2 separate regions of the Mus musculus genome follow, and region 1 is linked to region 2. Evidence: chromatin contacts called from ENCODE Hi-C or POLR2A ChIA-PET data. All regions are on one chromosome and are shown on one strand. The core of a region is the stretch at or near the end of the contact, and the rest is flanking DNA. Distances in the headings are between cores, read along the strand shown.

Region 1 (3,541 bases), core at 919-3,418, 270 kb before region 2:
GCGGTGCACTCACCCCGCCAGCCCAGCCGCCAGCCAGCTTCTTGGAGATCTCAGAGAGAACATTTGTTTGGGCTGCCAAGTTAAATCTTCCTCCCTCATGTCAGGGCATTGGAAAAGCAGTCAGGGGAAAGGGGAAGGGGGAGAGCGTGGGGGAAGGAGCCGCGGGAAGGAGGGCGGGAGAACGCGAGCAAGCAATCCAGGCGGGCAGGCTCAGAGCCCCAGTTACTCTTAGCACTGCCAGCCCAAGAAGCTGCAGTTCCCGGGGGAGACGTTGACCGAGGTCTCGGCATCGAAGCAGAGATCTGGCCGCCGGGCCTTCCAGGGCTCCCGGGTCGGGTGCCGGGATGCCCGGCTCCTTGAGCCCGGGCTGTGGGAGAGGCCCTTCACCCTGCTCCGGGCTGGAGGCACAAGGTGGAACTGTAAACCAGAGAAAGGAAAAGTTTTCGGCAGGTAGAGGGAAGGGCAGAGTAGCCGCGGCGATCCGCTGTCCCCGGGGGAGGGTGGGGGGCCCAAGCCCGCAGTCCTGGCGCGCTCCTGTCCGCTAGCCCTCCCGCCCGGGTTGTTTACATTCCTGGAGTGTCTTTTAAACCGGAGGCTGTGGCCGGCTCCTGGCCTTCTCCCGCGGCTTCGGGGCAGTCTCCCGTGAAAATCTGCTGGCGCACAATGGCCGGGAGAGGAGGCCGCCCCTCTCCCGCGCCCCCACCGCTCCAGGGCGGGGAGCCTGCCCTCTGCACCGCGCCCTCTCCCCGCCTGGCCAGCTTCCTGGACAGATGTCTCCGGCCAGGGGGCGACGCGCTCCCGCAGCCTGCACCGCGACACCGAGGCCGTGCTCCCCACTGTTTTCTCCCTGGCCCTGACGCCAGGAATGTGAAACAAGCTTTCTGAGCTTCCCTCCCACAATCCGGACCGAGCTTCAGCTCCGGCCCGGCCCCTCAATCTCCTCCCGGGTCGGCCTCCCACTCCCCCGGGGCCACCGCCGCCGGAGACAGAGAGGAAGAAAGAACACGGGGAAATTACTTTCGTATTTGCAACGCGCGCGCACACACACACAGACACATCTTCCCCTTGGGCTCGCCTCCCGACTGGGGCAGCCCCGGCCAGGCGTTGGCCTGAAAGCCCCTTCGGCTTCCGAAGCCCGAACGAGAAGCCTCGACACATCTCTTCAACGTGTCCTGCTTCAGCCACGCGCCGCGTTTCCCTGGGCTATTCTCCCCCCAAAACAACTTAACCGCGCCCCCATCTCCCATGTACAAAAGTGTGTTCTCCATAGAAATTCGGAGGCACAACTTAACACCACCAACCCTTGCCACCCTAGAATCCAGCGCCTTCCCGGAGGTTCTCCTACGCACACAGGAGCACAACTTCACATCTTTCCAAAAGAGGCAAGGGAGAAGCAGCCAGTCCTTCCCGGGTCCTCTCCTCCCTCCTCCGAATCCGTATCCCGGCTGGCTCCCGACTGATCGGAGCGACGGCTGGGAGGCGCGCCGGCAGGAGGCGGGCACCGAGTCCGAGCGCACAACCGCACCGGCGCCCCGTACACCCGAAGAACCCCGGGTCCCCGCGCTCATCCGGAGCCGCTCTACACAAGCTGGGCGCTCGCTGGTGGCCAGAGCCTCCGCCCCCGGCGGCCAGAGCAGCGGGCCGAGCCTGCACGGCTGGCTTCTTTCGCCCGGCCAGAGCTAAACCTTTAAGAGGAAAGCCCTAGTATAGTACACGGCGCTCGCACCCCGATGATCCGCCGGGAGCGGGTGGAAGCCTCGGTGTTAACGGGCGCTTGGCTCTGTCCCCAAACTTACCGGGCGCTGCGAGCACCACTGCCACCGCTGGAGGACGCGCCGCCGCCACCGCCGTGTAGGGCAGGCTGGAGCCGGGAGGAGCGCAGCGAGAGCGCGGAAATCCACTCGGCTCCGACTCCGGCTCCGGCTCCTCACCGGCCGGGGCTAGGGTCAGCGCGCTGCGCGGGCGCTGCTCGCTTGCTCTGCAGCCGGATCGCTGCTCGCCCGGCCGGCAGCTTGCTCTCCCGGGCGCCCGCCGCCGCCGCCGCTCGCTTTTTTAATGTCCACAGACAGTGAAAAGGAACTCGGCGTTAGGGGGTGAGTAAGTGAATCAACTCGCCCGGAGCCGAGCAAGTTGAAGTGTCAGATTACATTGGCTATTCTATTTCCAAAGGGCCCCGCGCCGCCGGCCTCCCGCAAAAGCCGGCACGGAGTCACGGCGGGAGCGGAGTGCCGCGCCTCCGGCGCGCAGCTCTGCTTGCCTTGGTTCGCTCTCCATCTGCGCGCTCGCTGCGCTCTCCTTTTCTCTTTTCCTTTCCTTTCCGCCTCTCTCCTTTCCCTTCTTTTCCTCCCTTTCTTCTCCGTTCCCAGGTCTCAGCTCTTTTCCGAACCCTGTTAGGCACCGCGCCACCCTCACCCTCCTCTGCTGCTCGTTCACTCTCGTCCCTCTTCTCGCCTCCCTTCGCTGCTCTTTAACGCCCCCCTCTCCGCATCCCATAAGTTTGGAGCGGAGAGACTGATGTGCCTAGGAAGGGATCACATTGGTAGGAGCAAAATTACTTCCAGAAGGCGTACCCCGCTTCCTACTGGTCCCCTGCAGGAGTGCACTGAGACCTCAGGTGCTGTCAGCTATCTGAATTGGGGTGACTGGATTGCTAATGAGACACTGTGTGCGAAACTTCCATGTAGATTTTGGGATTATTCCTAAAACAGGGTGAGAGAGGGTGAGAGGACCCTAACCTTCACTACCACCGGTGACGCAGGGGAGACTAAAGTGCGCCTCCATTGACATCTTGAGAAAGAGCGAGAGGTGCAGCGAGAACCATAAATACCCACTACTACTTGAAGTTAAGAGCAAGGACGCCTTAGTGCCTGGTAGGGAGCGCCTGGGGCGCTGAGAGCCGAGCGCTCCCGCTTTGCAGAGGTGGAAATAACCCAACCAAGCCCACAGCCCAGGGCTGGGCTCCACTCCTACAGTGGCGAAGAGCACTCACGAAGCAGTTAGGTGCGCTCACTTGCGGAGGTTCCCCTCACAGACCGGCCCCCAAGTGTATCCAAGTGCGCACTCCCTTTGGCTCTTGTCCATTACCACTCACACAGAAACTCCTACACAAACGGCAAACGGGTTTGCGCCTACCTTACAGCATGGCACGCATACTTCTCATAGCACGCATGACCCCCTCCACACACTTGTACACACACTTTCCATCCCAGTTATGCCCGTGCACCTGGAGTCATACAATTGAACACACAAATATAGTGTACACCACCCCCGGTACGTTTAAAAACAAAACAAAACACGAGGCATTCCCCCGTGCACTACCTCTCACATTCGCGTACACATACCACACATGTTCCCCTTACTCTTCCACATCCCTTCCTCAACCCCACCCGCCTCTCGATTAGAGGTAATGTAGTCCTAAAGACAACAAGCGTCTAGGCTGGACCCGCGCGCGCGCGCGCGCGCGCACGCGCTCCCCTTCAGGACAGGCGGGGGAGGCTTGGGTCTGAGCCCGCTAGGGACTCCAGGTGTGGCGATAACTCCG
Region 2 (3,913 bases), core at 999-3,498:
AGGTTAGGCTTACAGATGAAGGAGATGGTGGTGTGGCTGTGGAGCTGCGGGGTCCTCATGAGGCACAGGGTGATGAGGGTTAGATCACCTGTGGGAGTTTATGGAGGACACTGCTTTTGACCCTCATTTCCCAAAGCTGTTTCTTGTCGACACCATAGGCTCCACACTTGGGGACATGGAGGGCATCCAGATCCTAAGGCACAGGTGGCTCTTTGGCCTTGGCTTATGTCTGCTTGGGATGCAGATGGCCTCAGTGATGCAAGTTGCCTGCTGCACAGAAGTGTGGACCAAGTGTTGTGGGACAGACAAGGCAATGCTGGGATGCTGGCCAAGGGAGTGACCTTGAAGAATGACCACAGCTGGCTGCTTAGGAGGTGGAAAGACAGATTTGGTCCTCTGGGAACATCTGCTGAAGGTACAGAGCACGTGTGGGGGTGTCCAACCTTTTGACATTGTAGAATGACTTTGCTACACACCATGCATTGTTGATTTTGCCCACCTTCAAAACTGCAAAACAACAACGAATCTTTCAAGAGCCTTTAAGAATGTTTATCATTCTCTTTTGGGTGGTATTCATAATTAGCTTTGGGGCTGTATTTGTAGTTCCTTTGGCTGCAATGTGGCTCAAGGGCTCTGGGTTAGGCATGCTTGCCAGTGATAGTTAGTAGATAGAGATGATGCAGGGGGCAGGGAAGCAGACTGGGCACTGGTGCGATGAGGTGGCTTTCGCTCTAGGGAGGATGAGGTAGAGCTGCCCAGGTGAGCACCCTAGCTTCTTTCAGTTGCCCCCATGGCTGTGTGAGAATATGCTATAAAGCTGGACGCAAACATCATAGAACATGGGGTCTTGGCATAGAGCCCCACAGCACAGAGACCTCTCAGGAGGCCATGCATGCTACACACACACACACACACACACACACACACACACACGGGGGGGGGATGGGGGGTGAGGGAGGGACTGGCTCCAGGCAGTAAACTGGGTGAGGAGAAGTGGGATCTATTGGTGTTTAGGACACTGAGGTAATTAGCTAAGTTATTTCTTCAAATGTGCTATCAAAAGAACTCAAAATGACAGTGGCTTAAAGAGACAAGTCCAGGTACAAGGTCCCAGACTGTATTGTAGCTCCCTGAATGTCAGAGACCCAGACCTCTGCCATCTTGTTGCTCTGCCATCCCCAATAACCAGCTCTGATTGCATGGCCCAAATGACTGCACCAATGTGAACCTCATTCTCTAAGAAGCACCCCACTTATAGGGTTGAGGGGAAAGCACAAGAGTCAGTGTGTTTATTCGTTTCAAAGTTTTCCCTTCAGATTCTGTACTTCTTGGTTAGCATGTTGGTGGCAAAGCTTAGAGACAATATGATATATAGCTGAACGGGAGGCTGGAAACTGCAGGCTCACTGTATACCCAGCTAGATGATTCTCCACTGTGGAAGAAGAAAGAACCTGAGTGGGAGCTTTTCTGAGCTCAATAGCTCTCATCAGTAAAACATACCCTGCCAACAGTCATAAGTATTTTTTAATCAAGTAAATGCGAAATATGATCCATTCTCTCTCAATCATTCCCTATGTCCCACCCCCCTGGGGGCGTGTCTGATGTCCCTATTTGGGCTAGTTCTCCCCCACTGTGGAGGGAGATGTTAGAAATGTATGGGAATGATCTCTATGGGGCCAGCTGAAGGATTTGGGGATGTGAATCCCATTAGCATACAGCTTCATGACTTTTATGAGGAAGTTTGTCACACTGGGAAAAAAAATCAAGAAACATCTGCTTGGCCCTCAGTACCTATGGCCTATCATCCCCATGTGCAGTTTTTCAGTGAACACTTAGACCCCAAGAAGAACTGAGAGAGACTGAGGTCCCCACACAGTTGTGGGAGTCGATTCTACTGCTGGCCTTCCTCTTTGCTCTTGGCCCTGGCTGGGTGTAGAGTTGGCTGGGTGTGCATGCCTGGCACACTCTACCCAGTGTCTCCCCTGCAGTCCCCAAAGCTCCCAGCCAGAGGCCAGCTAGGATTTCAGAGGCACAAGTGGGCTGCTGTGCTGGCCTGCCAGGTGAGCAGAACAGAGGCGCTTTAAGGAGCACCGCTCTGTGGATCGGATCGGCTTTCCTCTCCCGGCGACAGCTCAGACCCAGAGCAAATCTCTGTCTTTCCAGAGCCAGGGGTTTGAGGCTGTCATGAATGAAGGTTTTTATCCTAAGCTAGTAGCCTACCCTTTACGGCGCCTGATGCCCGTGCCAGGGCTGGCATGGGAGGCTGGCTGGAGGAGGAGTGGGTGGCTGGGTTGGAGGAAGAAGGCTCAGTGGCTCCCTCACTGCCATGCCACCCAGGCCAAGACAGGGAGGAGTGAGAGGAGGTGGACACTTGTGTTGATTGGGGCACCATGGGTTCTGAAGTGCAGCTGGCCAGAGTATCTTCATGGCCCACTCATGAGCTAGACTCCTGGGGCCACCAGAGTCACCTGCAGCTTGCTGTCACAGCACAGAGCTAGGAGGGTTGCACTCAAAGGAGGAGAGAGGGAAAGTGGCCATTCCCCTCCACCTCAAAGTGCTACTGAGCACCTTGGAGTGAGCACCAGTAAGCAAGGGATAAGCAGAGAGAGGACCTAATTGGGCCATCACTCAGAGGGTGGGTCAGGAAGGGACAAAGCTCAAACCAGAGCATGCAGGAGCTGTAATGAGAGCTCCACGAGAGCTGGGACATTGAGGGGGACCAGGGTTGGGTGCAGGGGCAGCTTCTCTGCAGGCCAGGCAGCTGAATGCATGCCACGTGGTGGTGATAGAACTGGCCCGCTGCATGTTTAAGGCTGACAGGCCATCTTGGTTCAAATTCTGTTCTACTTTTCACCCAGCCTAGGCAAGGCACGCGGTGCTTTCCACCTGTGGTTCCAGGTATTTGAGCAAGCATGGAACCCAGTGAATAGCAGGGCATGTGGGGCGTCTGATGAACAGTTTACTGTTCATTTTGTGTACTGTCTACGCATCCCAAGTCTAAAGCACGGGCTTGTGTCTTTTCTGGCCAAATTGCCACAGTCCTACAAGCTAGAGTGACTTTCTCTCTCTCTCTCTCTCTCTCTCTCTCTCTCTCTCTCTCTCTCTCTCTCTCTCTCTCTCTCTGTTTTTTGTTTGTTTTCTGTGTAGCCCTGGTTGTCCTAGAACTTTCTCTGTAGACCAGGCTGGCCTCAAGCGCAGAGATCTGCCAGCCTCTGCCTCCCAAATGCTGAGATTAAAGGTGTGCTGTGCACCACCACCTCCCTGCTGAGTAAGTCCTTAATGTTGCCACAGGAGAGTGGCTCAGAAACATTACCATTTACCAGGAGCATGCATGGGGTTAGGGACAGTAGGCACAGGGAGACACAAATCTTTCTCTGTCTCTGTCTCTCTGTCTCTCTCTGTCTGTCTCTGTCTCTCTGTCTCTGTCTCTCTGTCTCTGTCTCTCTCTCTCTCTCTCTCTCTCTCTCTCTCTCTCTCTCTCTCTCGTCACCGTGAGCTTCCTGAAGTAGTCATCTTGAAAGTTCTATGCTTGGAGCATTCGTAGAAGAGGTCTGAATCACCATAGGATGAAACAGGCCCAGAGAGACTGAGTAACCCACACAGGGTCACACAGCAGGGGTGTGTAGGAGTGCCTTTTAAATCCATTTACCTGACTCATGCCTGCCTGTTTCCTGGAGAAAGCCCACACTTTTTCTTGCAGAGCGTGGTTTGAAGACTACTGGGGATGGCTTGAGATCCTTCAAGTTGTTATCATGGTACACAGGACTCAGTCACTCCTAGTGACGTATACAGGAGACACACAGAGCCAGACACTCTCCACTACTGGCAGCTCTGGGGAGGGTTCTCCAGTGTGGGCTGGGCAGCTCCTCATCCCCACAGAGTGCAAAGACCCACAGGAAGTCAGAGTCAGCTC

The links. Hi-C counts contacts between places; a loop is a spot of excess contacts on that map. ChIA-PET counts read pairs that join two places held with the same protein, here RNA polymerase II (POLR2A).
Region 1: a loop to region 2 is called in a map of regulatory T cell, with 4 times the contacts of the local background. The contact joins the promoter of Zmiz1 here to the enhancer-like site in region 2. A Hi-C loop is called at or near these places in 7 of 37 maps with a recorded cell type or tissue (Patski, T-helper 1 cell, T-helper 17 cell and 4 more). POLR2A ChIA-PET finds 5 or more read pairs at or near these places in 1 of 5 experiments (Patski).

Annotation. Positions count from the first base shown.
Region 1 is chr14:25,457,812-25,461,352 of GRCm38, reverse strand. It overlaps Zmiz1 (zinc finger, MIZ-type containing 1), which reads right to left and starts at 2,168. Exons shown (of 24, transcript NM_001310666.1): 1 at 1,797-2,168.
Region 2 is chr14:25,189,201-25,193,113 of GRCm38, reverse strand. It overlaps Gm32307 (a long non-coding RNA gene), which reads left to right. Exons shown (of 3, transcript XR_874431.2): 2 at 159-415. Among named protein-coding and RNA genes, the nearest start is that of Gm32307, 8.0 kb to the left of the region's middle. Within about 2 kb of position 2,248, at least 1 of the 3 ENCODE cell types and tissues checked has a DNase peak (open chromatin) inside an H3K27ac peak, as active enhancers do; it is gastrocnemius, where a contact is called at or near this core.